3 separate regions of the Homo sapiens genome follow, and regions 2 and 3 are each linked to region 1. The links are chromatin loops, found by intact Hi-C in ENCODE. Cell type or tissue: IMR-90. All regions are shown on one strand.

Region 1 (8,000 bases):
CGGGGATTTTCCATGTTGGTCAGGCTGGTCTCGAACTCCTGACCTCAGGTGATCTGCCCCCCTCGGCCTCCCAAAGTGCTGGGATTACAGGCATGAGCCACCGCGCCCGGCCAGTATAAGGATTTCTTAAGAGCTCGATGTAACCATATAAAGAGCGTCTCTAGAAGATGTAATGTATCAAGCTTAAAAAATTACTCAGAATTTATTCAATTATTTTATTTTTCAGAAACAAAATATGTTATCCCCTTTGTGTGGCTAATCAAGAAATATTTTTGCAGGGGTCAGAATCTTAAAGAGTGAGAACATTGTAATTCCTTCTTCCAGGAAAATACATACACACACACACACACACACACACACACACACACACACACACACACACACAAATATTTTACAATGAGTATTTTTAGATAGCCTTCGAGGGATGGCTACAATAAGTTTATTTTAACTTAATATCTCTTTTTTCAGCATTTGTATTTGATGTGGTAGTTTTTGTATGAAGGGAGGCTTTAGAAAAGATATAGGTAAACTTTCAAGCAGGATTCTACTCTGATATCTCTCTGCAAAGAGTGCAAATGTAGGGCAAAAAAGTAAAAGCTGGCCAGTCAAATAAATTGGGAACACATATTATGCCAGAAGTGGAAAATATTTCAAACAGCTCTTATAGCCTGGACATCCCTTCATTTATCCATTTGGTCATCTGGCAAATATTTATTAAGCATGTTTCATTGAAATAAAATAAATGCATTTTATATTTAGGATGACTTGGTTCCAAACTCTGAAATTTATAAACTGATTTTGGGTAAATCAGTTATTTTATCTTATCCCTACATTATTTTACCAGGAGTAAATAATCAGAATTGCTTTATAGGATTCTAATAAAGATAAACTGAGATGACTTTTGAAGGTGCTAGTCTAAGGATAGGAACATGTGAAATACTTTGAGCTTATCTCATATAAAGAGGAAATTTGGATGCAAAGATGAATAAGGTGCTTCCTTTATCCTTGAGTACCATAAATACTTGAAGATGAATATAAATTACTAGATACTCAATAGCGAGAGACACGGATAAGTGGAAGGTTTGGGTTGCAGCCGTGACCTAGACCTGAGTTCACTTTCTTCAGAGTAAGAGAAATAAGTGTCGTTATACTTAGAACTGAGGATTGCATGTAATTTGCACCCTCTTTACCTGAGTAAAAATGGCCAATAGTGCACTGTCACTATGTTTGGAGTCTGCCAAGATGTAAATGTGATCCCCCAAATGTAGAACTGGGATTAAAAGATTGAGAACCATTGCAGTGCAGAGGAGTCAACATATTGACATAATGTATGCCATATTCTCACCTCCTGTGCATTGGCAGATGTCACTATCAGATTTCAGTCCTCTTTGCTATTGAACAAAGTTGTAACCTCAAGGTTTTCTCCAGTGACCTCAGGATCAAATAAATATGACACCTTAGAAGAAATATACTTCACTTTTTGTTTTAGATACAGATAGGAATGGTAAATAGGGTTTCCATTTATTTACAAACTTCAATCAAAAGGTAGTGATTGCATCATGGAGTAGAGAATTCTGGAACTTTGTTCAGGCTTTTGAATAAAGAGAACCATTAGTGAGTGATGCCTGCTCTAGTGTATTTTTAGAGGCCCTGGAAAAGCATTTTCGTTCCTCAACTTATCTTTCAAGTCGAATATTAACATAATTTGTTTATCCAAAGTGACATGCAAAATGCTAGATCCATAAAATGACAATTCCACTTAATTTAGTAAGAGTAACCATAGGAATAATCATGAGATCCCATGGGAAAACCACTTTGGGGGAAGAGGATGTATCACAGGATTCTTCGAAAAGAGTAACCCATGAAATGAATCTTAGAGAAGGAGAAATCATGAGACAAAAGAGGGAAAGGGGTAGTATTCTAGACATAGGGATTTTTTGAGCAAAGATTAGAAGCTAAAACTAGCAAAACATATAAGGGATGCCAAGAAGAGTCAGTTGTGCTGAAACATGATGGGAAGAGCAAGGAGTGGTAGGGATGAGGCTGGGCAAGTAGGCTAGAGCCTGCATCAAAAAAGGTCTTGATTGTCATGCTAAGTTGTTCATACCATTTACTAAAAATGGAAAATCATAGAAATAATTGATGGAAAAAGTGATATGATCAGAATTGTGTTATTGAGAAAGACATTGCTAGTTACACTGAAACAACAATTAGATGAAATAAGGAGTTTGGAAGCAGCAATCTTGGCTTCCAATTCCTGCTTGGGGACTAAATTATTACATGGTATTGAGAACAAAAGTTCCCCCTTTGGATCTATCTGTTTAAGTGAAAAATGATTGAGTTGGGCAAGGTGATTTCACTGGGCTCTTGTAGATACAATATTTTATACTTATCTTTTGGTAACTGGATTATTTGATTATCTGCTCCTCAATTGTGTCATTGGAATAGTAGAGAAACTTATCTTTGGGTTTCCTACCATGTACAAAGAGATTGTATGATGTAAATGAGGTTACAGATATTTTGGAGAATGAGGAAATAGTCAAGCAAAGATGACAAATTGTCATTTTGTTTTCTAAATAAATAGCTAGCCCACAGATAATGAGGAAAATACAAGTTTAATGCATTTCCCCAAACTTGCATTTTCCCATTTATCTGTAGATAATTTCTTCTTCTATTGTGAAACATATCTTTGTGTGTGACTAATGTGGGAAGTCTTTGCTGGACCTCTATAGAGATGGGAAAATGCATTAACCTGACAAAGAATGGAGACAGAACTGTGTCACCTTTTTCACAACTTAGAGATCTAGTTCCTCAGAGCTGCAAGAAATGTTATAGATCTTCTTGTCCCATAGTTTTCAGGTTCTGTTCCTTATGACTTAGATGTTCTATGGAGGCACCTGAGGGATAACCTACCAAGGAAGAAAGCAGAGATGAGGAAGACAGCTTTTTTATTTCTTTCTCTTCTCCTAGAACCATGTTGCTGCCACACATTGAGAGCGCACTGAGAAGAAAGCCAAGTAGATATAGGTACATAGGAAATGGAGATGTGGATCTCTGATGACAGCTTTCAATTCCTCACCCAGCCATGTCTGACATGGTTCTTCCACTTAGATTTCCTGGTTATTTTAGGTAATAAATTTCCTATTTTACTTTTAAGCTTGTTTGAATTGAGTTTCTGTCCCTTATAAAGAGTTTTGAGAAGTACTTTATATGAGAATTTCATGTATGACTTTATTTAATAAAATATTTTTCCACTGTTTATCATTGGGAAAATATAAATTTGGGAACCACTGATTTCATGCAATGTAATCTTTTTTAAAGGAAGTGACTGAAACAAAATCCAGGATTATTTCCCAAAGTTACACATCAAATACATGGCACTGTTGGTGCCAGAATGCAAAGCCCCTGATGTTTGTAGCTGCTCATCTCACTCTAGTTATCTTCCCACATGCACAATATCACCACTTATCTCCACGCAACATCACTGTGACTTACCAAATATCGAGGAATAATATTCCCACACTGACCAACAGGAAATCATTTGAGGAAGAAGGCTTATCCATCTCTATAGAGGTCCTGCAAAGACTTCCCACATTAGCCACACATAAAAATGTGTTTCACAATAGAAGAAAATTTGCTCAATCAACCAGACAGTGTGGAAAGACCTTGTAGGATTCTTGGAATCCCTTAGCCCCAACAGGGGCAATACTGCTTGGACACCGTTAGTGATGTGTCATCATGGTACTGGAGCACCACCTCCTGGTTGTGTTGAAAGTTTAATTTACCTTTTCTAGTTAAAGAAGGTCTGGTATTTACTAGAAATTTATGACCTTGGAACTAGAAGGGCCTTTAAGAATGACCTGGTCCATCACTCTTCTTTCATGGATGGGGAGATAGGCCAGAAGAGGAAAAGTGATTTCCTCCCACCATAATAACCAATTAAGAGCAGGGACACAATGAGAACCCAAATGTAGTCTCCCTTTCCAGTGCCTAATTCTATGGTTGTAAAAGTTGATAATTTTTTAGTGTAAGAAACCAAAAAGAGTCTGAATTTACCTGAGGAGAAGAAACAATGAAAGTAAGTACAAACAACTTACAGAATTGAGAGGTCATTGAACAATTGAGTCACAGGCAAGAGACAATTGAGAATCTAGATAGAAAGAACCGTAGGCATTCTGTTCAGGAACTATCCCAATTCACATGAATCAGCTTTAAATGTTTCCCATTCACGCATTACTTCACTCAAGATGTATATCCTAAGGAAACAAAGACTGATTGGCCTAGATTGAGATACTTGCCAAGCCATGGTGTGAAAGTATAAGAGCCTCTGACATAATTCCATCGAAACTTTGTAGGAACTACCCCTATAGGGAGAGGTATTTTCTCAAAGGAAAATTCAATGCTGTTCCCATAAGAAAAGGGAAGGGAGCCGGGAATGGTGGCTCATGCCTGTAATCCCAGCACTTTGGGAGGCTGAGGCAGAGGAATCACCTGAGGTCGGGAGTTCGAGACCAGCTTGGCCAACATGATGAAACCCTGTCTCTAGTTAAAATAAAATTGGCCAGACGTGGTGGCATGCGCATGCATTCCCAGCTACTCAGGAGGCTGAGGCAGGAGAATCGCTAGAACCTGGGAGGTGGAGGTTGCAGTGAGCCGAGATCATGCCATTGCACTCCAGCCTGGGGGACAGAGCAAGACTGTGTCTCAAAAAAAAAAAAAAAAAAAAAAAAGAAAAAAAAAAAGAAAGAAAAAAAGAAAAGGGAAGTGATGCCAGTGAACAAAAACAACAGATGTCCAGTGCAGAAACAAAGTCAAGTTATTACTCAGGCATTTTCAAACTAGTGTCGTGAATCATCTACTCATAGACCAGAACACAAAATTCACATTTAAAATCTTCCTTTGCATTGTAGATGCCCTAGCTCCAAAGCATGGACAGCCATGACTTTACCACCTCTGAGTATCTGATACACCTGCTCCTTGGCACTTTCTGTTCCACTGCTTCTTGATATTGAAATGACATCTGTTTTACTTTTAGCTATTTCAGGAATGACAAACCAGGTCACAGAATAAGACCATATAATTAATACCTGGGCCTTGCTGTTGATGGAAAATATGAGGGGCTCAATAGAAAAGCTCCAAAACCATAGCATTTCTAAGGCCTCTCTTCTAAGAGGGGGTTCCGTCTATTATATGGAAGGTCTCCTTTAGTACAGGGCTTTTCTACTTTGGCAAAGTTGACATTTTGGGCTGGAAATTCTTTGTTGTGAGAGGCTGTCCTGTCCATTGTAGGATGTTTAGCAGCATCCCTGGCCTCCGCCTACCAGATGCTAGGAGTACCTTTTAGTTGTGACAACTAAAAATGCTGGTTGACTTTGCTGATTTTCTCCTAGTGAAGGTGACAGGGAGTGTGTAATGTATTCTAATTGAAATACATTACAGGCATATGTATTTGGAGGTGACCCCAGGATAGGTAAAACTAATTTCATTTTTTTACCCCAGAGGGAACTTTTTATCAGTCAACACGACTCAACAGTGGGAGACTTTGCCTTGGAAAGTAAGAGGTGTTTTAGGGATATTTAGCTGAAGCTGGGTACATACCGGTTAGTGATGCTGTTGGGAGTGGAGCAACATCAGATAGATGGTTTTTTTTGTTTGATTTTTGTTTTGTTTTATTCTTTAAAATGAAAAAACCCTCAGATACAGTTATTATATCATTTTATTGCTCTTTGTCCAATAGATATGTGTTTCTGTTCAGTTCTTTTTGTTACAAAGAAGCCAATAGAAACTCAATTTAATGCACAGAAAGGAGTACATGTGAACTGGATATGGAAAAGAGAAGTCATAAAAACAATTAAGGTATTCTATAGGACCCGATACTCTCTCCATCCCTCCTTCCCTCAGGGAGCCCACAGTCAGTCTTTTAAAGTCCCTCTGACCTTTTCCTCTATTGTCCTCTTCCCAGCAGCTGGCTACCTTTGCTTACTCACAGTCTTTGCTTCCTTAGGACTTGCGTTGGCAGTGACTCATTAAGGCAATTCCAACATCTTTCTCTAATTAGTATCCTTGGGGATTTAGCTACTAACCTAAAATTTCTCTCTTTCCGTTGTTTCAAATTCTAATTTCTGAAAAAGAAAAAAGAATTAAAAGTTAGATTATCCTTCTGCATGTCTGCATGTGACAGCAACATAGGTAGTTGGTCTGTGTCTAAATTTGCTGTATTTGTTACTGTGTTGTTAGTTACAAATAACAGAAAACCCTGATTCAATTGGCTTAAACAATAAGGAAAGTCTGTTATCTAATAACATAAAGTCCTGAAATAGGGCCTTTCTGGGCCAGTTAATCTTTATATCATCCCTGCAAATCCCATTGATGACCCAAGGATCTAGGTTCTATACGTGAATCTGATCTGCTATGCTCAGCGTGGTGGCTTTGTTCTAGGGCTAACTCCTCCTCATGATCATTACTGTATCCTATCTAAGCCATCTTAGCCAGACATAGCAACATCGTGTGTAAGAAGGCACTGCTCTTACTAAGTTTTCTTTTTAAGAATGAAGAAACCTTTTCCAGAAGTTCACCCGGAGACTTTCCCACATCAACCTCACATTTCATTAACCGGAATTATGACACATGCTATGACTAAGCCAAATGCTGACAAGGGGAATGAGACTACTATGTTTGACTTAGACTAATCATGTTTTAAATGTGATCAGGGGAATAGAGTCAACTTTCCTAAACAATTGATTCTTGTACAAACATCAGATTGTGTTATCAAGGACAAGATGAAATAGAATGTTTGTGGTAAGGGTGTCTGATTGACCTGGCTTTGGATTGAGTGGTTACTTCTTGCCTTTCCTTCTGTGGTCAAGGAAGATGAGATTCATGACACAGCCTTGCTGCCTAGCTAATCTATGGATGTATCTGTCCTTGGATCTGGTGCCCATCCCAATTTCAATAAATTGTTATAAATCATTCAGCTGGTGGAAATGACAGCTTCCTGTGTAGCAGGGACCATGACTATGACAGCTTCTTTTCAGATGGGGGAGTTGCTAGTACCATGATCTTGTGTCCAATAAAAATTTTTAACTCCATCTGTTTTTATATAAGTCCTCATCTTTCTCATTTGTTCAGTTATAGGTCTATCAATCCTGTACTGAGTGCCTACTATGTGTGAAGTAGTTTGGATACATAGATGAATAGTACATACAACAGAAATTGAGGAATCCACAGTAGCAGTGCCACAAACTGGAGGCTGTGTTTACCGGCATGAAATGAAATCTCCTAACAATTTCAGCTAGGACAATGTATTATCAAGAAAGGGTCAAACAGTGGTATATATGAGAAAAAATAGTTGGCTTATGAAAAAATAGCCTCTTTGCTTAAGTTTTTAATTTTTAATAATACTAAAATTAATAATAGAATTACTTTATATTCTGATACTGTTTCATAGTGCACAATGCACTTTCACTTAGCACAGTTAATCTTTATATCATCCCTGGGAATCCCACAGCAGAGCTATCTTGATTCTTACCAGAAATGGTCTTAGGATAATAATTCTCACCTGACCTCAACTATGTAAAAGGTAACATAAGTAAGAAACAGAAGAACAGGGGCTTAAACCCAAGATCTCTTGTTTCCATATCCACTCTTTATTCTACTTCATAGTCTACTAAAAACATTGTGTTTCTTTCTTGATAAAAATAAAGTCACAGGTTATTAAATGGAACTAATTATGGCACTCATGGCCTGTCCAAGTTAGTATCAATATTTTAAAAGTTTGATGATTACAAAATAAATGAAACTGACTTCTCTCAGGAGCACATACATTGGGTCAAACTAAGCTAAGTCCCATAGGTAGAAATCACCATAGGGACCTGCTATAATAAATAGATAAGAATAATCTGTAACTAGCATGTCATCTCTCTATGTATAAATTGTGTTTTAAATGTATTGAGGAAAAGTTTGCTCGCTTAAAGAGGTTAAATATTGCTGCCTGCCATCCT
Region 2 (8,000 bases), 520 kb before region 1:
GCCCCCAGGGGTCATCAGCCCAAATGGACAAGCAGAAAGAACCACTGGGGATCACAGAAACCTTTGGGTTCCAGCAGCAAATTCCTCTCTTCAAATGCAATGAGGCAAAACCTCAACAGAAATGTAAAATAGTCAGAAAGGGGGTGTGTTTTCCCTGGCTTTAGCAGGAATGAGAGCCTAAAGCCCTACTCATATAGCCACCAGGGCAGTTGCCCTGAAGCATCCCTGTGGAACAGAGTGTAAAAGCCACCCAGGTTGCTCAATTTCCCCACTCAACCATCAGCTAGCTCTCTTTAGAAGAAATACAAGAGTAAAAGAGAAAAATACTTGGAGTCAGATATGTGACTTGGTGCAAATGATTTCAGTGAGCTTCAAAGCTGTCATCTGTAGAGTGGGGATAGTTCTGACTCTACACATTTGTTGTGAGAATTAAATGAGAGAGAGCATATTAAAGGCCTTTCTGGACAATATTTTGTTACATGAGTAGAAATATTGCTTTTGATAAGAATAAATTTTATATACCTGTTATAAGAGAATTTATTCATTTTCCTCCTTCCTTCCCTCCAGCCCTCCCTCTCTCCTCCCTTTCTTTCTTTACTTCTTCCTTTCCTAACAAACATTTATTAAGCACTGGCCCCTGTGCTGACTTCTGAGAATAGAGTGATGTATTAGATGCAATCTTTGGCTTGATAGAATTTGCTTGTTCTAGTGGGGAAAAAGACACTAAGTTGAGTATGGTAACAGAATTTGATGCTGGCCTGCCATGTGCAATTGTGTGCATTGTGACTAACACAAAAACTCTTAGCTGCAGGTGCAGTGGTAAGGGCTATGACAGCCCTGAGGAAGGGGTGTCTTGTTCTAATTTGCCAAAGGTGCTAAAAGGGCTCCAAGGCCTTGATGTATCCCATGCTAAAGGGAAGTGCAGGGCATCCCCTAATGCTCCTAACACTGTTACTAGTGGTACTCAAAAGTACTATGATAAGATATATGCAGTTAGGAAAAAAAAAATCATACTCAATCTCATGTCATAATTTTCTCTTTGCAAAGTCCAAAGCACTCTCATTGTTCTTGCAAAATAACAGAGAATGTGAGAGTTTTATGCTTATCTAAGGGACACATGGGTTAAATAAAAAAGGTTCAACAACCACTAGCTTAGAAAAATGTGCTGCACATTTAGGAAGGATCATGGAGATGCTAGTCCAACAATTCCATTTTCTTGAGAAAAGTGAAACCCAGAAAGAGAATGACCGAAAGACATTAGGTGGATAAGTGGCAGAGCTAGGCCTTCCATCCTTAGAAATGGTAAGTAGCTTGTTCAAGGTTCCCCTGAGCCAGGATTGGATCCCACATCTGACATCCAGACCTGTTCACCCTACAGAGTGTAGGGCCCTACCTGCATAGCTCATGAAGTTGTTGTAAGGAGTGTTGAAGAAGCTATGAAAGCCACAGGTGTCATTTCCTGGCCCTGGGTCACCACAGGACTTGTGTTTAGGGGCTGGGTTGGTATCATTGCAGAGGTCTCCAGTCTCGAAGGAGGGCTCTGTCTCCATGCAGGGGTCACTGCAGGACTGGATTTCTGAGATGCCTCGGAAGACGTGATAGAGGCCCAGGCTGTGACCAATCTCATGGATCATGGTGTGGGTGTGCCCAGGCATGCCATAGAAAGATGGGTTCAAGACAATGCCACCTGTAAGGGGAAATCCAGAGAATCAGGCAAACTAGGTACTCTGCTTCTTGGTGCAAGAACCCCCAAGTCCATCAAGGATAAAGAGATGCTGCCCAAAATAAACACAAGCTTCTCCACCCTAGGACTCCATTGCCCTGAGAGCTGTTACAACCTATGGCATGAATCATGACTTATCAGAGCAGGAAGGAATCTCAAAAGTCATTTTGTACAATTCCTTTATTTTTCATATGAAAACGCCAATGCTTAAAGAGGTGAAGGGACTTACCCAAGGTGATTTCAAATTATTTCAATGGAGAGCAATTCAGAAACTCTGATTTCTGGGCCAGTAAACCTTTCTGCTGCAACCTTTCCCTTACAAAGTAAGGCCTACTCTTATTTCCAAATATTCTACATATTCTTGTCTAGACAAAGCCCTCAGGCTCAGAGATCTTGGTTCTGGTTCCCATTTTGCCTTCACTAACTCTGTGACATCGAGTGGAGTAATTAGCATCTCTGAATCTCATATCTTCATCCCTGATGCTGTAAGAGCATGAACGCTAATGAAGGTCAGCACCATGCTGTATTCACCATTGTAACAGTTTTCATACTAGCTAATGTCACTTGAGCAGGACTCTTAATCAACGTTCTATGATTAATGACTATCACAGGGCCTGGAGCAGAGTATCTCATTAAATATGTGTTGAATATTTGCTGAATGTTAACTTATCTAAAGAAGTTTGTGAGGTTTAACTAATCTAGTGTGAGAACTAGAATAGCACCTCCATACATCAAGTACATCACTTGAGGACAAGCAGCATGATCATCACCTGAGAGCTTAGTAGAAATGCAGAATCTCGGGCCTCACCCCAGACCTACAGAAGCACAATCTGTATTTTAAAATGAGCCTTGAATGACTTGTCTGTATATTCTGGTTTGAGAAGCAATGGTCTATATCACATGCCTCAGAAGATTGAGAATTGCTTGGCTTGGGCAGATAGACAGAACAGATCTCAGCAGAATTTATGGGTAGTATTTGTGCTGTGTTCATTTTAGGCATTGGAAAGATGCATACAGGCTGCCAGAGAGATAATTAAACTTTAAAATTTTAAAATGTTTAAGGGAAGGTTAAAACTCAGGTCTGTGAACCTTGAAAGTAGGTACTTTAGGTGTAGAGCAGCATCTTCTAAAAGAATGGTGAGGAGGTAGGGTCTTGTTGATTTGAGCTGGCAAGCCCCACATGGGCATGGAGGGTTTTATCTTAGACTGAACCTCTGGAATGGTGTGCTTGCTCAGTCAAGGGACTCATAGAGTCTATGCAGAGGTCTCTGATTTTGAAGAAGGACTCTGTCTCCGTGTTAGGGTCACTGGAGGACTTAATTTCAGAGATTGAATTTCTGAGCAATTTTGAATTGCTTAGAGCTTTCTAACACAAAGATAAAGATGTGTGAGAGGGCATGTGAGTGTGCGGGTGTGCACATTCACTTGGGTATGAGAAGGGGGCAGGCAGAGGCAGGGAGGAAGAGAAATTGAGACAGGAAATCTTTCTCAATTATTTTCTGTCAATCATAACATGAAACATAATCCGCTTCCCACCCAAGGCTTTTTCCAGGGATCATGGTGTAATAGCAGAAAAAGAGGGGAAAAATATGGTTGTAATAAATTGGGTTTGATTGGGGCTACTGCAGAGGAATTACTCATGAGCAGCATCTCTTGGGATGGGGAGAGGGCAGCCTGGAGTCCAGCTGGAGTTAGCTGACATAGGTTGCAATCCTTGTTCTGCTTCACACTGGCCTTGTGACTGTGGAAAATGGACTTTGCATCTCTGGTGAGCTCTAAAATAAGCAGCTACAATAATGCCAATGATTCTCTGTCTCTCCATGAAGCTTCATTATTGAGGTAATGAGAGGACAGGACCATTCCAGGGATGATGATTGGATTGCAGACTTAATGTCTAGGCTAGCCCTGTTTGCTTTACCTCATCCCCTCCCAACTCACCCCTTTTCACAGAGTGACAGCACTTGGGCCCCAGTCCTGTTTCATTGCTTCTCTTAAAAGGTGAAATAGCTTGAGCCTGACATCATCCTGAAATACTATAACATGCTATGGATTTATAGCCTCCCTTATTCCTGGCCCTGAGCCAGACTCTGAAATTTATGGAATTATCAGGAGTAGTTTTTTCTAACAGTAGAAGCCTGCTACTCAATCCTTCTCAGACTCTGATCATGGCCCTTTCAGTTGCTTTTCTAATAGGACAGAATTTCAGAACTGAGAAGGATCCTTAGGGTCTTCTGGCCTCCTAGGACCTGCTTATTTAATATTGAAGGACATTGAGACCTGAGGAAGGAAAGAGAATTGCCTAAGGCCATACTGCTAAGTAAAGTCACAGCTGAGAACAAACACGAATTTTGGCTCTAGTCTAGCATTACTCCCATATATCATACTAGGCATGTGATATAAGCTGATCATCTTCAAGTTTGCCTAAGCTGCACGCTCTCTTCTGCCCAACCCCACCTGTCTGTGTCTGTCTATCTGCCAATCTATCTACCCATACACCATATGTCTCAGGATTTCTCAACCTCAGCACTATTGACTTTTTAGTCTGTATAATTCTTTGTAGTGGACATTGTGGACATGTAGCAGCATCACTGGCTTCTACCCACTAGATGCCAGTAGCATTCCCCCATTTGTAAGAAGCAAAAACATCTCTAGATATTGCCAAATGTCTCCTGGGGCATAAAATCCTCCCAGCTGAGAACAAGTAGATATTTATCTTTGTATCTATCTTTATTTATACAACCACACACATGCACACACACGCACACACACACACACACAAATTGGTTTCATTCTCTAAAAAACAATTGAGAAATGAGAGTCGTCTGGAGGGAACTAAGTCTATGGTTTCATTGAGCAAAACTTGCATTATTTAAATCTCTCATTTCCAAGACAGAATAGCAATGGAGAAGCTACTGGACTCTGTTTCACCAGGAGACCAGGCAGGCCTGAGGATACATCCAGCACTGTCACTGCTGAGCCTGAACATTCTCAGATAAAGATGTTCACTGAGTCATCACGATTCATTCTTGTAAATAATGGGAACATTCTACCAAACGGAAAATGATTAAATAAATGGCAGTGCCCTTGTTCAAGGGAATATTATGTGGCTATTAAAAATCTTGGCTTTAGAGAGGGGAAAATAACCCACAAGGGTGCTTTTCTTTTGTGATTAAGTGAAAAAAATATGGGTGGGAAGTTAAGGATAAGACTTCTGCGACATGGAAAAAAAAGTAGATAGCATAATATTAAGTGAAAAAAGAACACAGAATTTCATCTATGCTATGATTTTAAAAATGTACAGTTAAAAAAATGCATGTTTACATATAGATGTGTCCTGGAAGAGAGCATGGAAAAAATAAAATTAAAGAACTGCAATGTTTGCTTACAGGGCCTGGTTCAGAAACTGTTGTCATGTCTAACTTTTGGTGATTGGTTTGTACAAACTTATGTCTTGTTTATGGATATGTATAATTTGAATGTAAGAAGAGTTCCTGTTGGTGTTGGTGGGTGGAACATGGAGGAACACAGAGTTCTTGCAAACTCACTTTTTCTTGCCTCTTTGGTGTCTTTTAAGCCAACCCATGACTGGCTGTGCCAGTACAGTGTGGTTACCAGACTGAGAAGATATTTGCAGGAACTAGGAGACAGAGGGTATAAGGAGAAAGCAAACAATGGGCAGTGTTGGAAACTTAAATTCCAATTGTGACTGTCACTGTCTTGCGTGTGATGTTGGATAAGCCCCATTTCCTCTCTGGGTCTCATTTCCCCATTGATAAAACATGGTTAATAATATGGTGCTATTTCCTTCAGAAAATTGCTTGGTGGTCAAAATGAGATAAAGGATGCTAAAGAATTTTGTAAATTAAAAAGTGATAAATAAATCGGTTGTTCACCCTCACAACTACCACCACCACCATCATGATCGTAACAATGATCATCATCGCACTAAGTGTATTACTGTCCTACTCTAGTTGCCTCCTGAAGGAGTTTCTAAGACTCACCTAAGTGCATCAGGGCCTCCTTGTCCCATGGCCAAGTTGCTACTCCTGCCAACTCCTCCTCTGAGGATTTTGCAAAGAAAATATTGAGATGTGTTGATCCATCCAATTTAAGAATGTTCTTCAGCTCATTAACATCCAAGTAGGCTCTGAAACAGAAAAAGAACCTTGGCTGTTATCATGCCCCCAAAAAGATAACAGGCCCTCTCCAAATAATTTAGAGCTACTATGAGTGCCAGGCATTTTGCTAAGCACTTTAAAAATACTACCTTATTGAATTCCCCCAATAATATTATAAGTAAGATGATTCCATTTTACAGATCATAAAATTAAGTTCTCGAGAGTTTTAGAGACTTGCCAAAGTTGTTAGGCTTCTTATGAACACAGAGGTAGGTAGTATCGTTATCTCCAGAGGCTTAGAGAACCTTCTTCATACCTTACTAAGTTCAAGTTGCTACTTAGCAATGTTTTCCTTTTTCTTAATGCTGTCTCTCCCAAGGAGTTCTCACAGAGCCCAGCCAGTAGCACACATTAGTGATGGTTTCCTGCTCTTCCCCTCTTAGAATAATAAAGGGTCTCCCCATGTATGAAAGACAAAGTTCAAGTTCCCAATATAGCCTCCAAGACACAACCTACTCCTTAGCCTCATCTATCTCTACAACCTTTCTTGAGCACCCCACTGCATACAGAAAACATCTCTGTACCCTGTACGGTGCATTATCCCATTGGCAATTTTATTCATGCTGTTTCCTCTGCTGGGACTCTGATCAGCATTTTGTTCTCTAATGAACAAATCCAAAGTCTGTTCTGGTATCCCTCCTCCAGGAAGACTTCCCTGATGCTCTCCTCACCTGCACCCCTTTTAACATCTCCATACTCGTCCACCTCCTACTAGCAGAGCACTGTCTCTCATTTGCCATTTCAATAAATTGCTTCCTCTTTCTATTACATAATACACACTTGTGGCCACCTGGGGGAAGGCGAGGTGCCTTATTAATCTCTGTTTACCCAGTTCTCCGCACAAAGCTTGATACCTGGTGAGCCCTCAGTAGATTTTGATGGAATTGAATTAAATTAGGGAAAGTAAGAGTAAAAATATTTAACTCTCAGTCTCAAATTCAATAATTCCTGACTAATGGGGCCTCAGTTTCCTTATCAATACATTGAAATTAGTAACAGCTGCCTGATGCTCCACAGATCATTTCTATGGGTGGAAAACCTACACCTCTACCCTGCTGTGAATAGGATACGTCTGAGATCTAGCGTGTCAAGGCCGCCCATGTCACAGAAAGCCCCAAGCTCACGAAACCAAACATTCCTGTGACCATAATTTGTACATGTTTTCACAAAAAACATGAGTTGGAGATAGGTGGGCCCAGGAGAGCTTACATTTATGTCTAGGTGTAGCTGACTAATTCCAAGAATAGCCACACAAACTCAGATATTGACCTGAAATCTCGCTGCTGAGCCCTTCTCTTCCCCAAGAACCCACATTCAACTTCTTAGGCTGGAAATCTCATGAGGAATTCTAATCAGTCTGCTCTGTCGTCAGGGAAGAGAACGAGGAAGGAGACAGCCAACATTTATTAAGCATTTGCTGTATGCCAGACCCTGTGCTAGGTACACATGTCTCATCCCTGTTTGGTAGTTGAAGCAATGCAACAGAGTGGGTGAGATGGCTCATTCTTAAGCTACAGCCCTAGGTTTTGAATCCAGCTTTTCCACTTTATGTCTGGGCCACCCTGGGCAATGTACTTAACTTCCTGCACCTCAGTTTCTTTATATAAAGAATGAGGGTGATAATACTACCTACCCCATACAGCTGTTCAGAGGGTTAAGGTAGTTAATAAAGAGAGTGTAAAGGGCTTAGAATAATGCCTGGCATGTAGAAAGCCTCAGTGCATGTTTAGCTATTCTTATCACTTATCGCCATCATACAGATGAAGGAAGAGGGGTTCAGAGATCACACAACTGGAGACAAGGCCAAGTACAAATCTAGATGTGTCCAACCCTTCCCACAACCTCACCCTCATTTCCAAGCTCACCCAGGCCCAGAGTGAAAAGAGAAACAATGCATGGGAGGAGAATGAAAACACAGAGGAGCTGAGATTTTCTTGGATCAGCCCTTTCCACATAATTTATTATTTTCTAATTGATTTGTTCATTTCCATCAAATGTTCTCTCAGGCAGAGAACACAAATGTTATTAGAGAAAGCCACCTCTGCCCCATAGCTCTGAGATGAGAAAGCTTCAAGAGAGAAAAAGGGTGGGGTAGGGGC
Region 3 (8,000 bases), 310 kb before region 1:
CACCCATTACTGGAGATGTATCCAAATTTATTACTGGAAGTAGTATTAGTGGGAGAGTTGACACAGCCTTATCCTGGTCAATTTCATCAATGATTTGGACGACATGAGGTCATCTAAGCCATGGAAACCGTGTTGCCTTCATTCACCCACTGGAAGGCTTGATGTGGGCTCCTGGATGGTGAGGGGATACTGCCTCTTTTAGAATGACATTCTTGTTTTAGAGAAATAGATGATAAAACTGGGGCCCAGAGAGAGGAAGTGATTTGTCTAAAGTCACAGAGCTGCAGCAAGGTTAAGCCTGAATTAGATCTCACATGTACATTCTGAAGACTCCAGGATTTTGCTTTACTAGTCTGCTTCTAGTTGCCAGCTTTTCAAAATAGTTTTGTGCCCAAAGCAAACTCAAGACACACACTTGGTAATATTTTATGTGGTTGTCTTATTTAAAATGAAACATGGCTTCTTCATAAAAAGTTTCCAATTACAAGATTCTTGGGGTAAATGGCCCCATAAAGATAAAAATGGTGATGATCTTAGTAGAGGTATCAGAAAGGCCACTGTGCTCTCATTAACACACACAAACACACACACACACAACACACATACAGTCTAATAATGCTATATTAAATCACACTGGAGACAGAAGTCAGGCCATTACAAAGGGAGTTAATAATCACAAATATCATCCTCACAAAAGACAAAAGTCAAGGACATTTAGTCTCACTCACCATCTGATACATACTTGTCATTGCTAGCATATCACCAATGACAGAACTTAATACCCACTGGAAGCTTTCAGTTTTAATACTGATAGTACTAGTACAGCTATTTTTTTAATATTTAGTTCTTCTATAACAAGAAGCCAGAACAAAAATAATAAAAGTCCAGAAAAAAGACAATTAAGTCAAGAGAAGACTTAGTGTCAGTGCGATACACAAATCAACTTATCTTCTATCCAGCACATATAACATATCTGCCAGTAGTGACCTGTCCCAAGTGCTAGGGACACCAAGATAAGTAAGACCTGGCCTCTGCCCCTATCTGCCAAGGTGGTTTAGAATTGTGGTTCTGAGAGTACTAGTAGCCAAAGTAAATAAGGAAGTTTGACTAATACACTTACAGCGTCTATAGGGACCAGAGAATTGGGAGGAGGAAGGGGACCATTATTCAGGGCAAGAGAGATGCCCAAGAGTCATGGCTCAGTCCTCAGATGTCTGGTCTGGACACCTAATTTTAAACTTCCATAAAACATGTTTGAGATTACTTGGCTAGCCAAGATCAGGATCTAGACTTTAAGTTCCCCCCAATCAAGGATTATTCCTGATTCATTCCTGTCTCTCCAGTAATTAGCTAGACTTGACACTTAGATGATACTGAGCATGTGTATCCTGAATTATTGGAAGTGGCATTGGAATAATTACACAAAGAAACAGAGAATTAGGAGACAATAAAATGTGGTTTAGACTCCAAGTGCCAATAAACTGCAGACTCAAGAAATTGGTGATGGATGGAATATCAAGAGAGATGTCTTGGGAGGAGCACAGTTTGTGCTGGATTTTGATTAATGATAATCCTTCTCATCTGTTTGGTAATTTATAAGGCATTTCTGTATTCACAAGTTCAATCTAGCTCACAATAAACTGTGAAGTTGACAGGGCTTATTTATTACCCCCACTGTAATGGGGGCAACTGATCCTTGAAAGAATTCACCCACAGATGTGCCTCACTACAGTATTATTTGTGCTTCACATAGGCATTTAGCCATGATTGCATTCTTAAAGTGATGTAAATGTGAGCAAAAATTAGACAATATGGTAAATTGCTTGCCAAGACGATCACAATAATTCCACTGTCCTTGTATGTCCACTGTTTTTTGTTTTTTTGTTTTTTTGTTTTGAGACAGAGTCTTGCTCTGTCGCCCAGGCTGGAGTGCAGGCAATCTTGGCTCACTGCAAGCTCCGCCTCCCGGGTTCATGCCATTCTCCCGCCTCAGCCTCCCAAGTAGCTGGGACTACAGGCCTCTGCCACCGCGCCCAGCTAATTTTTTGTATTTTTAGTAGAGATGCGGTTTCACCGTGTTAGCCAGGATGGTCTCGATCTCCTGACCTTTTGATCTGCCCGCCTCGGCCTCCCAAAGTGCTGGGATTACAGGCGTGAGCCACCGCGCCCGGCCCCTGTATGTCCACACTTTTCAATATGTCTTGGCCACCCTTCCTATTAAAAAGTAGAGGTTTCTTCCCTCCACTTTGATTTTGGTCTTGGCCAAATTGTGAGTTGCTTTGGTCCAAAAAATATTAGCAAGTGTGACAATGGCAGAGACTTTAAATGTATTTATGCATCACACTTTGCACTCTTGCCTCTGATGAAATCCTGACACCACAACTTGTAGGAGCTCAGGTTCACCTGAATGAGAGGCATCCCAGAGAGTAGTCTGCCAACTGCCAGTCCTGCGGGTGAGGCCAACTGAGATCATCCAGTTCTACTCGAATTGCCAGCTAACCTCAGTCGTTGTAAGTGACCCAAAATGAACCCAGCACAAGAAACACCCAACAAAAATTGCTGACTCATAGAACTGTGAACACATAAAATAGTGTTCAAAGCCTCTAAATTTTATAGTGGTTTTTAGAAAATGATAGATAACTGAAGGCCAGGATATCAGTAAAACATGAAACAATTAAAAATAGGCCCTTCTTGGACTCCCTGTGCCATTAAAAACAGGAGAAAGCTTTTCTAATGAAACTAAGCAGTTTGCAACTATTACTCCTCTCTATGGACAGATTAAAAAGGTGAATTAATCTGGAAAAGCACCCATTTCTGATGTTAGGAAGCCCTCAAAGCAAATTTTTTATGTAGGACCATCGTGCCTGGCATCCACTGAGATATTCATTCCAGAGATCCTGTTCAACCACAAGTCTCCAAATACCAGTGACTGCGGGAATGGGGTGAGAGGATAGCCTCTAGAATTGATTTGAGGAAAAACGCCTTTCATTACATTCAAGATTGTGATAGCAGAGGGACCGTAACAAAGTCTTGCCTTAAGATACAATGTACGCTTGGTCAAAGAGATCAAGGAAAAGTAAAAGGGGCTTTATAAGAAATAATCATATAATTCACAGTGCTCACAGGGGCACTTCTGAGCACAGACAAAGCACTTAAACTATTAAAATAATTATATAATTTTTCAAATATTTATTTGTTGTCTGACAGACTGGTTTTATTATACTGTTAGACCTATAAAATCGTTCTTTAAAAAAGCTGTTTCCAAAAATTAAATTATTTTTTAAAATAGCTTAAGTTCACATATACTTACAGAATTTACTTTTTAAATTAGTGTAGTGATTATTTGAGCAGAGGAAATGATAACTTTTATCAGTGGATATTTAGCTAATATAATGACTTTCTTAGTCATATTTATATCTAATTTAGTATCACTGATTTTTTTAATGCTTTTTGCTCTCAGTATGGTCCTTTTAGTTTTGATATTTCCACTAAATTGCCTGCAGTTTTTCTCAGAGATCTGCATTATGGTCAAGAAATTTAAAATTTTTGATACCCTCAATTGACTTTACTTAGTAAACCTTAATATTGAGAAAATACACTCTACAGATGCCAAGACACCTGCAAATCTCAGAGCAATTTATGCTAAGTAGGAAAATTTATCAACTCTGTTTTTTCACATTTAAATGTGTAAATATTTCAGCCCAAATATGTTTTACAAGTACTCTTTTCTCTCAATTTAACCAGATGGCTCTTTCAACAAATATTTTTACAAGACGAAAACTTGTAAAATAAGTATCTCTATTTATGATGCTAAATTTAGGTGCTACCAAATTGTACATCTTCTCAATTTCATTCTAATTCAGCACTAAATATAAATTTATCTAATTAACAATAGGATCTCCTTTAAAAGATTGTAGCTACACGACTAGATGCCCCCAAATGGCATTCGACTGTACTTTCTGCCACTGCTCATATTCAAGCACCGTCATCTAGTCGTTTTCTCAAAATAACCTTTACAAATCTCTTGAAATGGTTTCAAGAATCACAGTCTTTAATTTCTGTTTTATTAAAGATGCACTTTCATTATTTGATTTTATTAATACTGGAAGGCTTTATCACAAAATTAAAAACCATTGCCAAACAAAGCAATATATAATTATAGATTTACATCAAACAATAAATGATTTTTAAAAAGACTGCAGCAAGGGCACTTCAGACCACTTTCTGTGGAAGGACTACTCAGCCTTTATTTCCCATCCATATTTCATGCACACATCACCTCTTTATTTCTCACTGACCTGCCTGGCCATTTCCTCCATTTCCTGGGCTGTGGCAGGGGCCATGGAATTATTGCATGGTACACTGGTGGCCAGCAGGGGCAGCATTGTTGAATTATTTTTTTCAACACCTCCAGACACAGGAAGGGGAGGTTTTCCTAGACAGTCCGGCTTACGTGCTGACTCTGAAAGGAAAATGTTGGTTATTTTGTGTGGAAAGGGTCTGAAAACAACAACAATAACAAAATGGACTAAGGATGATTGTCATTCAGGTGTAACTCTAAAAGGAAGTCTGTGTTAAAGGAAGTCGTCTGCATTCAATGTGTCTCACACACTACAAGCTGAGGCCATTGTAAAGTCTGAATATAATGTGGAGGCCTTACACACCTCCCTAATTAAAATGCAACTTTTAATAATGATACTTCACTAAAAAGAAAAAAACCCTGAACAAATTGTAAATTGGATGGGACAATAGGATAATTTATCCCGGGTGAATTAAGGTATTTGGTCACCTGAATTTAAGATGTTTCTCTTCTGTAAGGTGTATCCAAATATACGGTATCTGACTTAAGAATCTCAGCTGAAAATATTCTTATTTGATCAGCCTTGAGTAGATAAGGGAAAATAATTAATACAAATATTGAGAACCATAAAATGTTTGCCTTCATAACCAAAATCAGACAATTTTTTATGCACATTCTACCTATGTTAAAAATGTGTTCGGAAAAGAAGAATGACTTCTCTCTTCTTTGTACAAGCACTATACAGAGGTAGGCTGAAATACAGATCATGCCCTTCTTCTAGTGTTTTTGCTTTTGTTGTTGTTTTCGTTCACTGTTTCATTGGATTTTGTTGTTATTGTTTTAAGATGTTTAAAACCCTTCAACAGATGCTCCATAGTTGCAAGGTCAATGTTCGAAATCCTCAACTTTTTCCTCAAGGTCCACCATGATCCGGTCCCCATCTATCACTCTAGGCTTCTCTTTTATGGGCCTCTCCTTTATGTTCTTTCTTCTAGCTATGCATGATAATTTTCATTTCTTATAACGTGCTACATGCCTATATGACTTTGCATATGCTGTTTCTGTCTAAAATATACTTTAGCTCATGCCTTTTATTCATTTAGCAAGTATTATTTTTGAGTGTTTATGATGCATTAGACTATGTGCTAGACATCCTAATTCACTTCTGTATCCCTAGTGTCCAGTACAGGGCCTAAAGCATAGTGTGTTAGTATGTACATAATGGGTAGATAAATAGGCACGAAGTGAATTAGGCATTTTTTTTTATTTGAAGAATGTACAGGAAGTGCAATGGGATGAATCACATTTTTCCAGGTTAAAGGGATCACATGAGCAAATAGCATAGAAATAGCCTCACGGATTTCCTTCTTTTCCTCCTGTTACTCTTTGGCATTCTGTCATTTTGATCTATCACAGCCAAGAAGGGCAAAAACAATGGTAGGAATGTGATCTTGACCTCACACCATATAATCATTCTTAAATTCCAGCTAATTACATAAGATGTCTTAATAGAAAATTAAAAAGCAGATGATCAGGTGGTTACAAATGACAGTATCACTGGTGGAAATATGACCCATCTTCAAGGACAAGTTTAAATTTCACCTCCTCCAAGAAGCTTTGCTTCAATATGCAAAACCACTATGAAAGGTTGTGGTCGCTTCTTCCTTTTTGTTCTCCATAACCCGTTATATGTACCTTTATTTATTTTTTTCTTGTATTTATAGTGATTGGCTTATTCTTGTGTCTTTCCATCCTTTAGCACACTATGAGTTATCTGAGGACAAAGTACCACAACTCATTCATTTTTGCAGCAGCTGGCAACATGTCCTCAGTATTTGGTAATTTGATTGGAAAATTTAATCTATTATTTGGATGCATTTTAATATCAGCATTCTCACTCAACAGCTTGCAAAATGTAGTACTATTATATCTTATATGTGGGTAATTCTTTTCACCCATTTGTCATCAGCCTTCAGCCACATCACTCTGTATGTGGTTCCTGAAATACACCAAACTTTCTTTTATACTTAATATACTCCACAGAAATTGGTTCTTCTGCTCATAACATCTGTCTTTTCCCCTGATGTGTGCACTTGTACACACACATACCACACATACCTCCTTCATGGCTGCCTCTTTCTCAACTTTTAAGCCTTAATTTCAAGGTTAGCTGCTCAGATAGGCATTCCTGGACCACTCTACACAGACTCCCATTTCCCAATATCATTATAGCCCAACCCCTTCAGAGCATTTTTCAGTTTGTAACTATATACTTATTGTTTGCCTACTTGTATATCATCTGCCTATCCAACTATATTATAAGTTGCATGTTGGCATATAGGCCTGTTTTATTCACCACTGTATACCTGGTGCTAAGCACAGTATTTGACATATATTCGGTGCTCAATACATACTTGTAGAATGTATGAGCTTCAAAGTGCTTTTAGAAAACTTGGTACCTCTTCCAATGCTTCCTGCACTCCTGAAAATTAGAGATGAGGGATGAAGCCATTCTCATTTTACACAGAAGGATGCTGAGCCATAAAGGAATTACTAACACCCCACAATAAATCTGTGGAGAAGCTGTTCCAATCTCCTGGCCTATAGCCCATTACATACAATTCCAGGTCAGGTCTCCTACTCCTTCTCCAGTTTGTTTCCAGTTTGAAAACAAAGTTAACAAGTGCCTTTAGCATGACTTTGACCAAAGACTTCTCATGAGACACTTTGAGGGATCTCAAATGCCCACTTGGGCAAGCAGCCTTCAATCAGAAGCAGGCACGTGTTGCAGGCTATGAAAGGGGAAACCTTCTCTGTGTCACAGCTGAAAGCACTCCTCTAGATATTTAAAGCAAGCCCTCTTTTAAAAAATTAATGACCTGAAAGGGGAGAGAAGAAGCTGCCTATGTAATGTGGAAAAAGGAGCTGAATGACCACAGTCCTGGACCCTCTCCAGATGATATCATCAGCCTAGATAATAAATTTGTAACAATGTGGCTGAAAGAAAGGAGACATAATTTCAAAATTAGTCAAAGAAGCTGGTAGCAGTAGAACCAAAAATAAGGATTTTTTTTTTTAATCTGGTAGGCACAAATCTTCTATCCCCTGGGTAGTTAGATTATCCAGAGAGTAGAGCAGAAACCACAGTCATTTCTGAGTCTTGGAGCCTACTTGTTCCCAGCCCATCAGAACAGGCAGAGTGGCAAGTGGGCCTGTCTCCTTTGTGTGTCTGCTAAACATGCCCTTCTAGTTTAAAAAAGGATAAATGAGAGAATGCTGAAGTTATGAAAAGTCAGTCACTCACTTAACATGAACCATTACCTAGGGATTCTCATAGATCCTCATAATTATAAATGTGTGATAAGTTAAAAAAAAAGAATGAATGCATAAGGTTGAACGTTGTAATTAATTATGATGTAATTAATTGTGAAGCACAGATCACTACCTCTTTCATGTCAACTCCAATATTCTGTGGTGATTCCCCTGCCCCGCAGATAGACTGGCAGCAAGAGGGCACACATATTTATGACTTGGTCATCGTAGCTAAGCACAGTCAAAGGATATACTGGCAAAGGGCATTTTTTTCTGTTACCTTCTTTCTCCAAGCCACTTGTCACTTCTCTCCTAACCTACTATAGAAATCTTGTGATGGTTTTCCTATCAACTTACTTCCTCACCTCCAGTACAATTTTAATAGTCA

What was found. Peaks named below come from ENCODE experiments on the same cell type or tissue, not always from the same donor. Only the 100,000 strongest peaks of a DNase experiment are listed, where the experiment ranks them.
Region 2: it touches region 1 in a loop (13-fold over the local background); 2 of 110 quality-filtered maps call a loop at or near these places.
Region 3: a loop joins it to region 1, with 2.5 times the contacts of the local background. A loop is called at or near these places in 3 of 110 quality-filtered maps.

Annotation. Positions count from the first base shown.
Region 1 is chr9:115,689,891-115,697,890 of GRCh38, reverse strand. No RefSeq gene overlaps it. Among named protein-coding and RNA genes, the nearest start is that of LINC00474, 230 kb to the left of the region's middle. RefSeq lists an enhancer at 5,755-6,954. In IMR-90, a CTCF peak has its summit at 3,753 (motif pointing left); DNase peaks (open chromatin) are centred at 3,700, 4,830, 6,010 and 6,570; H3K27ac peaks cover 1,380 bases.
Region 2 is chr9:116,205,326-116,213,325 of GRCh38, reverse strand. PAPPA (pappalysin 1) reads right to left here. Exons shown (of 22, transcript NM_002581.5): 3 at 5,725-5,870; 4 at 1,394-1,687. Among named protein-coding and RNA genes, the nearest start is that of PAPPA, 56 kb to the right of the region's middle. In IMR-90, a CTCF peak has its summit at 4,321 (motif pointing right); a DNase peak (open chromatin) is centred at 4,705; H3K27ac peaks cover 214 bases.
Region 3 is chr9:115,997,309-116,005,308 of GRCh38, reverse strand. LOC105376236 (a long non-coding RNA gene) reads right to left here. Exons shown (of 3, transcript XR_930271.3): 2 at 4,299-4,462. Among named protein-coding and RNA genes, the nearest start is that of LINC00474, 76 kb to the right of the region's middle. In IMR-90, a CTCF peak has its summit at 4,366 (motif pointing right); DNase peaks (open chromatin) are centred at 5,598 and 7,228; H3K27ac peaks cover 815 bases.